Regions from separate parts of the Homo sapiens genome. Here region 1 is linked to region 2. A link is a contact called in ENCODE Hi-C or POLR2A ChIA-PET data. All regions are on one chromosome and are shown on one strand. Each heading gives the region's core, a stretch centred on a gene start or an enhancer-like site at or near the end of the contact. The rest is flanking DNA. Distances are from core to core; before and after follow the strand shown.

Region 1 (4,695 bases), core at 952-3,451, 170 kb before region 2:
TGATCAGTGATGTTGAGCTTTTTCTCGTATGATTTTTGGCAGCATGTATGTCTTCTTTTGAGAAGTGTCTGTTCATGTCATTTGCCCACTTTTTAATGGGATTGTTTGGTTTTTCTCTTGTAAATGTGTTTAAGTTCCTTATAGATGCTGGATATTAGGCCTTTGTCAGATGCATAGTTTGCAAAAATTTTCTCCCATTCTGTAGGTTGTCTGTTTACTCTGTTGATAGTTTCTTTTGCATTGCAGAAGCTCTTTAGTTTAATTAGATCCCGTTTGTCAGTGTTTGCTTTTGTTGCAATTGCTTTTGGCGTCTTTGTCATGAAATCATTGCCCATGCCTATGTCCTGAATGGTATTGCATACGTGGTCATCCAGGCTTTTTATAGATTTTGGGTTTTACATTTAAATCTTTAATCCTTCTTGAGTTAATTTTTGTATATGATGTAAGAAAGGGGTCCAGTTTCAATCTTCTGCCTATGGCTAGCCAGTTATCCCACTTGCAGCAGAAACTGATGGGTATGTGCTTGATCTTTCTTTACTGGAAGAGACTCTCTGTTGTCTCAGGCAGTGGTTTGGTCTGTGAAATGCCCAGTTCCCTGAGTTCCATGCAGGCCCAGGAATGGGGGACAAAGATGAGTAGATCTAGGTCCACAGTGTGTGTGGTGGGGGGTGTGGGATGAGGGTCACCTTGCTGTACCAGCCCCACCTCTATCCTGGGGCTTGTCACTTTCAGTTCAGATGGACACTGTCATTGATCTCGAGGCTGCCATGCAGCTGAGGGTCACGGAAAATACCTGTACCGTTGCTTTCCAACAGATTGGCCTCAGGAAAGACCTTTTCCCTCAGCGCAACATAGATAGCTTTGCAGCTCGTCTGATTAGCATTCCTGCAGCCGCTCCATGTAGAGAGGGAGAAGGGCCCTGCCCACTCTGTAAGCCCAGCCCAGTGGGCACACCACCCATGGGGTTGCAGTGCCCATTATAGCCTTGGAATGGCCATCCACAGGTGCAACTGTACCAACCTCCCATAAGAATAGCCAAGGCTGCCGGGCGCGGTGGCTCATGCTTGTAATTCCAGCACTTTGGGAGGCCGAGGCGGGTGGATCACGAGGTCAGGAGATCGAGACCACGGTGAATCCCCGTCTCTACTAAAAATACAAAAAATTAGCCGAGCGTGGTGGCGGGCGCCTGTAGTCCCAGCTACTCGGAGAGGCTGAGGCAGGAGAATGGCGTTAACCCGGGAGGCGGAGGTTGTAGTGAGCCGAGATCGCGCCACTGCACTCCAGCCTGGGCGACAGAGCGAGACTCCGTCTCAAAAAAGAAAGAAAGAAAAGAAAAAGAAAAGAAAAGAAAAGGAAAGAGAGAGAGAGAGAGAGAGAGAGAGAGAGAGAGAGAGAGAGAGAGAAAAGAAAAGAAAAGAAAAGAAAAGAAAAGAAAAAAGAGAGAATAGCCAAGGCTATGTGTGCAGCAGTGGGTGGGGGAAGCTGGGAGGAGAAGTCCCCCTCTTATATCTGTTTCTGAGCACGGGTGCCACCTGGCCACTGAGATAAAACCATGATCCTCCCATACAGAGCCCAGAGCTGCACCTGCATCTGTGCTGGGAGGTATGAAATCACTTTCAGCTCCCAAGCAAGTAGCTTTAGAGCACAGGAGAGTGCCACCCTAATCTCCTTTGTCCCAAGGGGTGCTTTGTTGTGCTGTACTCTTCCTCCCCCAGGGACAATCTGCTTTAATTGTTAGACCTCCAGGAATTCTGCAGCTCCCCTGAATCCTGTCAGCCTTTTGTGGTTGTCAGAATTGAGCACAGTCTGAGCACATTCTGGTGAATGTCTGTTCAGGATTGAGTGATGCAAAAATAGAAAGCCTAAGACTGCCCGGGCAGGACAGAGTCCCACGATGGGTGGGACCAGTCTCAGCTCAAGTCTGGAGAGAGGGCAAGTAACCCTGCAGGGGTGGGAGCAGGTACACCAAATGCCTGGAGGCAAAAATGCCTGGAGATATAACCAGGCAAGGAGTAGAGAAGCCACCTCTGCACAGGAAGGGAGGGGTGGCCCATGTTCCCAATCCAGTCTGTGGAGAGGGAACCACCTCCCTCCCTCTCCTCAGAACCGGTAGGGCTCACTCCCTCAACTGACTAAGGTGACTAAGGCAGCAGGCTGGGGCACCCAACAATGTCACACACAGACTAGTCCCAGGTCACAAAGCTGTTTCTGGCTGCAAATCTCACTGCCTGGGAGAAACTGCAGCTTCAGCAAGTCTCCTCCCACTTCCGTCCTGTGATGTGAGAGAGCCCAGTTCCAGCTGCAATGGCTGGAGCACACCCCATACTCATTCTGGTCTCCTTCTGCAAACCAAGTACTCCAATCTCTGGCCAGAGACTAAAATGCCTGCAGCAGCCACCACTGCCAGCTTATCAAATAATGACTGACTTAGTATGAGCCCAGATTGAAAACAGAATCTTCCTCTCAGCCCTAGGTCTGGGAAATGCCTGCAGCTTTTTCCAGTGTCCTTTTTCTCTCTCAGTCTCCCAGACTCTCCCCAAGTTAGCTTCAGGGTTTGGGAGAAACAAGTTGCTCTCCCATAGCCTGGGTTACATAAACAGCCAGTGGAAAGGTGAGTGACAGAAGAAAACTCCCCCTCTCACATATCGGGGCTTCACACACTTTCCTCAGCCAAACACTGCCACACAGGCTGCTTGCCTACCTTCTCTTTCCCAAGTGTCTGAAGTATCCTTCACTTTTTTGGTGAATTCTTAATATTTCTTCTTGAATAAATCCTCACAGTGTTAATTTAGATGCACGATTTTGCTATTTCCAAGTAGACAAGGTATGCTAAAAGCCTTTAATCCACCATCTTGGGGTAAAATTCCTGATATTGGCAATTGAGTTCCTTTCAGGTTTTTTTCTTGATAAATATAGGTAAAGACTTACCAATTTCACTTATTTGTCCAGAAACCAAGTTTTGGCTTCATTAATTTTCTCTAATATTTTGCTGCTGTTAATTTCATTGATTCATTCCTTTATTTTTATTGTTTCTTCTTACTTTTGAGTTAATTTGATTTTTGTTTTGTGATTTCTTTTAAATATTTTTTAGGACAACAGAAATTTATGATCTCACAGTTTTGGAGGCTATAAGTCCAAAATAAAGGTGTCAGCAGTGTTGCACTCCCTCTGAAGGTTCTAAAGAAGCATTTTTCTTTGACATCTAATTTCTGATGACTCCTGCAGTCACTCCAATCTCTGCCTTGGTGGTCACATAGCTCTCTTCCTTCTGTATGTCTCCCTGTCTCTGTTTTCAAATATCTTTCTCCTTTCTCTGATAAAGATCCCAGTCTTTGGGTGACATCCTAATCCAGATAACCTCATCTTGAGTTGATAACATCTGCAAAGACCCTATTTGCAGACCTACATTCAGAAGTACCATAAGTTAGGACTTCAACATGTCTTTCATGGACACAATTCAACCCGCCATACTATTAAATAGGGAGGGATTTGACTCAGTTGTAACAGAAACATTATCTATTCACAGAAATCTGGCAGTAGAGTCAGTGGCAGATGTCGACATCTTTTTTTTTTTTTTTTATTTCAGTAGTTTTTTTTTATTTCAGTAGTTTTTTTTTATTTCAGTAGTTTTTTTTTTTTTTGGAAAACAGGTGGTTTTTGGTTACATAGATAAGTTCTTTAGTGGTAATTTCTGATATTTTGGTGCACCTGTCACCTGAGCAGTGTAAACTATACATAATGTACGGTCTTTTATCCCTCACCCTCCTCCCAACCTTCCTTTTGAGTCCCTAAAGTCCATTATACCATTATTATGCCTTTGCATTCATATAGCTTAGCTCCCACTTATAAGTGAGAACACATGATATTTGGGTTTCCATTCCTGAGTTACCTCACTTAGAATAATGGTCTCCAACTCCATCCAGATTGCTGCAAATGACATTATTTTGTTCCTTTTCATGGCTGAGTAGTATTCTATATTGTATATATACCACATTTTCTTTATCTACTCATTGGTTGATGGGCATTTAGGCTGGTTCCATATTTGTGCAATTGCAAATTGTGCTGCTATAAACATGCATCTGCAAGTGTCGTTTTCATATAATAACTTCTTTCCTCTAGGTAGATACCCAGTAGTGGCATTATAGTAGGTAGCTAGGGACAGGCATGAGCATGGCAGGAGAGGGCTCCCCCAAACCCCACCAGGAACGTCAAGTGACAATCAGGTGATGGTCAGGCAGTTGTTAACCATCTCTCGAAAATAATTGGTCACAGCCAGCACCAGGAAAAGGCAGTCTCCCTATAGATAGAAAAAACCTGAAACTGGTGATGAGCAGCTCTCCAATAAGATCTCAGGAGTTGGGTGAGTGGGCTTGAGCATGTGCAATAAGAGGCAAAATGGTGGAGTTTACTGTATATGACTCAGAGACATTCCACCAATAAGGGAAGAACACCTCAAGTGAGCATGCATTCGACTCCAGTAAACACGCTGCACATGCTCACCTCTCAAGTGCTAGCAGGCCACTGCACATGCGGGCAGCCCGCCCCAAGGGAAGAATCAGGGAAAAAGAAACAGAAGACCCTGGAAGTATGCCAACATATAAAACCCTAAGTCAAAAAGTCAAACCGTGCACTTGTCTTTCTAGTCACTTTTTTGGCCCTCTTCCAAGTATACTTTCTTTCCTTTTGTTCCTGCTC
Region 2 (5,149 bases), core at 645-3,144:
AAAATCATTTTTGCAATTTTAGTATTTGTGGATCTAGAATTTTGTCTTGACAAGTGCACTGGACATATTTTCAAACGTTTTGGAAAAAAATAATTATTCTGTCATTGTACTATTAGGTTCAAAGTATAGTTTGTTTTGTATTCTCTTGAACTGTTTGTGGTGTAAAAAGTAAATAATCAGGCTAGAGAGTTCTCAAGTCCAATATGACTTTTTTTTTTTTTTTTTTTTTTTTTTTTTTGACAGAGTCTCGCTCTGTAGCCCAGGCTGGAGTGCAGTGGCGTGATCTCGCTCGCTGCTACCTCCACCTTCCAGCAATTCTCCTGCCTCAGCCTCCCGAGTAGCTGGGATTACAGGCACACAACACCATGCCCAACTAATTTTTGTATTTTTAGTAGAGACAGAGTTTCAACATGTTGCCAGGCTGGTCTTTAACTCCTGACCTCGTGGTCCACCCACCTCAGCCTCGCAAAGTGCTGGGATTACAAGCATGAGCCACCGTGCCCGGCCCCAATATGACTTTAAAAATATATATTTATTGAGCACAGTGGTTTTTCTTTTCAGATTCCCTGAATAATACTGGAACTCTACTTGAGATTTCTAAATTTTAAAGTTAGTAGAGGATGCTGCTGTGTTCAGCACTCTCGCATGACAGTGACCCTGAGGCAAAAGAACTTCCTCCCAGACTCTCTCACCTGCCCCTGTGCTTGCTGCTTAAACAGGTATTGTTCCCATATTTATTTCTCTGTAAGTTAAGACCTTTCCATCATTACCACGTGGGGGAAAAATCACTGACAGAATAAGCTAAAGTACTTTCCAATATGAAAAAACAACTCGATTTAGAAGGTTCATGATAAAGTAGAAGTAAATTATGAAGACTGCTTCTCTGGCTACTACTTTATTCAGACTATAAGGAGATAAGATTTTTTTTAACCTTGTTTTGTGCTAAAACATCTTAAAGAATGCTAGCCCTTAAAACAGACTATCATCTATCATCTATCAATAATGTCTATATTTCAGTGGGAAATACATTCAGAATCTAGTTTGTTCATTGTGATTCATTCCTTAATTAAATGCTATTATCTTTCCAACAACTAATGAAATATGCCCCAAGGCCTGGTGCCATCAGATGCATTTTAGAAAATTACTATTTTATACGAGCACAATTATGCCTATTTTAATTGATGGAGCTGACATTAAATCATCAGAAAAAAAATAGCTCTTTCAAAGGAACTAGTGAAAATGATGTTTGCATTATATTTCTTCAAAAAGTTATAATGTCATCAATTTTCAAATAATATTTTTTTAGTGACATTCATAAGAGACTCAGTTTCCTTCTCTGACCTTGATTTAATCATGTCAGGACAATCTGAGGCATGTCCTCCATGGTTGCACAAGATTTTGTCAAGTGGACAAGAGGTTGGGGCTAGAAGAAATCTTAGAGATCATCTAGTCCAACACCTCACTGAACAGAGAGTGAAAGTTTTAAAGATTCCCTAAAGGCCAAAAAGCCAGGATGAGGAAGATCCAGAGTTAGAGCCCAGGTTTCCTTGTTTCCAGACTAATGCTTATCCCACCTGTCATACTACATGATCATTGCACTGGTCTCCCAAATCTTTCTGTTCACAAACTAATTTATATAAGGAGAATGAGCACATCATGGTCCCCTTCAGAAAAAGTGATAGCTTCAAAGTGGAAAGCTTAAAGAAATGAATTCTAATAAATTAGACAATGTGAGATACAAACATTTGTCGAAATCCCAGACAAGAAGAGAAGCTCTTTTCTCTTTTTCTTGTCCTCTTTAAGAAACAAAAGAAAAATATATCCAAATTCTAAATGTCTTGAGTTTCAGGAAAAATGCTCTATTAATGAGTCAGACTTTCAAAATAATGTTAGCAAAGGAAGTGACCGTCAATGCGTGGGTGAGGCTTTTTTTTTAGAAGTCACACCAAAAACATAGCTCTATATGTGCAGTTCTGAAACATTCTCTCCCTGTCTATTCAGAGCTTCCTCGAATGTGCAGGCTGCCATGGACTAATTTAGCTTCATTTTGCTTTCTGCCCTCTTATTTCATGTATTCTGAGGTTCAGCCCAGGAGCGCTATTATTTTCTTTCAGTAGTCCATGTACCCTAACACTTCTGAGACTTTGATGTTGCTCTTTCATTTGCCTGGAATGTCACTTTAATCCTTCTTCTCCACTTGACAAAATCTTGTGCATCCTTCAAATGCCTGATTTACTACCACCTCCTCCTTAAAGCCTTTGCCAATCTCCTAATTTATAATTAGTGACTACATGCTATAGCACTTTTGTTGCGTCTCTTATAGAAATTAATCCAGTATACCTCATTCTGTAGAACTCTTGACTGTCTTCTCTGCTGTTATTCAGATCTAATTGAGGCCTAGGAAAATATCTGATTTTTATATGTGCTGGGGGCATGTTAAGTATCAGGAATTCCAGAGTAAACACGAAATAGCCTTTGTTTCAAGAAGCTGTCTCTAGCAGGCAACCTTAGATTGTATTCCCCTGTCGAAAGCAGACTGTGACACAGGATTTGGATATAAGTGTTTGGGAAGTGAGGAGTGAGGAAGTGACATAGTAAAGGAAGGAAAGTTGAAAAGGGTACATTAATCAGAAGCAGGCTTCTGCTATGGGCAACTGGGCCCAGTACTGCTGAGGACCCACTGAGAAACTATGGCGGACATGCCTCAGATTGTCCTTCTGAGATGAGGAAGCTGGGCCATAAATCCCTCAATTCTGCCCTCCTAGTTTGAAGGTTGCTCCTGAGAGGATTAATACAAATCACTTCTGGCCTGTCCTATACTCAGGCCAAGCATTTCTCCAAGTATCCAGAGAAGACCCTGAGGCAAAGACACAGGTCCTTGAGGCAGAAAGCTGTTGGCAAGTACTGCAACTGCCCACCCCAGCCACAGCTGACCTTCAGGGTGGGCCAGGAGGCTATAGGCAAAGCAGCAAGGATGCTGGCTACAAGGCCTTACACACTGACTGTTGAGTTTATTTAAACTAACTAAATTTAGTTTAAATAAACCTAGTTGCTACTCTTAACAAAATGTAAATTCTGAGAAAGTACTGAATTTATCCTTTTCTAAGGAATCTGAGGAGGTTTTTTTAGTATATTTTCCTTACTAAACTCTCTCTCTCTATCACTCTCTCTCTCTCTCTCTCTATATATATATATATATTTTATATATATATATAAAATACACACACACACACACACACACACACACACAGTATTTTGTTTTCTGTGAAATACTCAGTCAAGAAAAGATTTTGCTTTCTTGAGGAAATTAGATTTTCCTAATATAGACCACTCTTCAAGAGTAGCTTTAGAAAATGCTACTTGCCAGGAGTGTACTCTTTATTTTCCTTGAGGTTTTTTGGGAGTCTTTTTGTTGGTAGTGGTGTCACAGCAGAGTCTTACTCTGTTGCCCAGGCTGGAGTGCTGTGGTGCTATCCTGGCTCACTGCAACCTCCGCCTCCTGAGTACAAGCGATTTTCCTGCCTCAGCCTCTCAAGTAGCTGGGATTACAGGTGCGTGCCACCATGCCCAGCTAATTTTTGTATTTTTATTAGAGACAGAGTTTGAGCACGTTGGCCAGGCTGATCTCAAACTCCTGACCTCAAGTGATATGCCCCCCTTGGCCTCCCAAAGTGCAGGGATTACAGACGTGAGCCACCGCACTCAGCCTTTCCTTGAGATTTTATCTTTTTCACTTAAAAGTAATATCTGCCAATTATAAAAACATTCTAAAATACACAAGAAAAAATGAAAAATCAGCTAATTCATTGGTCCCACCAAATACTGACCCAGAAATATAACATAGAACAATCCTGTTTGTAGTCCTAAGCATTTGTCCTAATAAGATTATCTAGGCTGGGTGAAGTGGCTCACACTTATAATCCCAGCACTTTGAGAGGTCAAGGTGGGAGGATTGCTTGAGCCCAGGAGTTCAAGACCAGACTGGGCAACATGGCAAGACCCTAGTCACCATAAAAAAATTAGCCAGGCATGGTGGCACACACCTGCGGTCCCAGCTACTAAGTTGGCTAAGGCTGAAGGATCGCCTGAGCCTAGGAGTTCAAAGCTACAATGAGCCATGATTGTGCCACTGCACTCCAGTGTAGGCAATAGAGTGAGACCCTGTCTCAAAAAAAAAAAAAAAAAAAAAATGACTACTACCTATTACCTCAACTGTTAGATTATTGATAAACTTGCTGTGTTATTAAAGGACATGCTTATTAAGTGTCATTTGGTTTTGGTTTTCATAATATATGCAGTTCCAACCTTTTATTTTTGCAGACTTAAATTTCTTAAACAGAATTTGCAGCCTGGAGAAAATATTGCTTATAGTGAAGCTATGTAGAGTTTTTAAAAATATTCATTATTGGTTTCTAATTACCCTGTATTATGGTAACAGAGCATAGTCTGTCTTATATTAATATTTAGAACATTTGGAGGCTTCATCCCTGGCCTGGTATATAATTTTTGTGAATATTACATAGATTCTCAAAAACAGTTTTCTTGTCTCAGGTTTTTGAGGAATATGTGCTACCTTCTTCAGACTGAAATCTTGAATTCTAGGTGACATATCACACTATCACCTTGCATATAAACTTATTAATGAAATACTTCAGTGGTGTTCTATAACTTTACTAGTTTGGTCAATTACAATGCCCTGAGAAAAACTATACTTAGAATCCTCTCTTCTACTCATTACAAACTTGAAAGTATAAACTTCTCTAAATGTCATCCTAAGCCTGTTGAGATAAAGATTTTGCCAGAAGGACTGAAGAATAAAGGAAATGTACATCCAGAATATATAGATAGATATACATTCCCTACAATTTCAGTGCACCATATGGAGAACATGGAGTACATGCTCTGTTGGAAGGATCCTTCTGAGAAAACATACTGCTCGAAATAGAACACAAATTCACAAAGCATTCCTCAGCATTTCTCGTAAGACCAACTGTATTTTTCCTAAAGTCCTCAAGCTCCCTTAAAGTTTATAGTGAACACAGTCTTAATAAATAAAGTTGCGGCCGGGCATGGTGGCTCACGCCTATAATCCCAGCACTTTGGGGAGGCCAAGTTGGGTGGATCACCTGGGGTCAGGAGATTGAGAACA

What was found. A loop is a pair of places that touch in the nucleus more often than their neighbours do. ChIA-PET counts read pairs that join two places held with the same protein, here RNA polymerase II (POLR2A). Pooled maps may share reads with other maps.
Region 1: a map with no recorded cell type shows a loop between it and region 2 (3-fold over the local background). The contact joins two enhancer-like sites. A Hi-C loop is called at or near these places in 2 of 37 single-sample maps with no recorded cell type and 1 of 50 pooled maps. POLR2A ChIA-PET finds 5 or more read pairs at or near these places in 1 of 52 experiments (activated CD4-positive, alpha-beta memory T cell).

What each region holds. Positions count from the first base shown.
Region 1 is chr5:87,018,075-87,022,769 of GRCh38, forward strand. No RefSeq gene overlaps it. Among named protein-coding and RNA genes, the nearest start is that of MIR4280, 95 kb to the right of the region's middle. RefSeq lists enhancers at 2,197-2,256, 2,287-2,406. Within about 2 kb of position 2,202, at least 12 of the 41 ENCODE cell types and tissues checked have a DNase peak (open chromatin) inside an H3K27ac peak, as active enhancers do.
Region 2 is chr5:87,193,322-87,198,470 of GRCh38, forward strand. The region is part of intron 2 of LOC101929380 (a long non-coding RNA gene); the gene reads left to right. Among named protein-coding and RNA genes, the nearest start is that of LINC01949, 43 kb to the right of the region's middle. Within about 2 kb of position 1,895, at least 4 of the 41 ENCODE cell types and tissues checked have a DNase peak (open chromatin) inside an H3K27ac peak, as active enhancers do.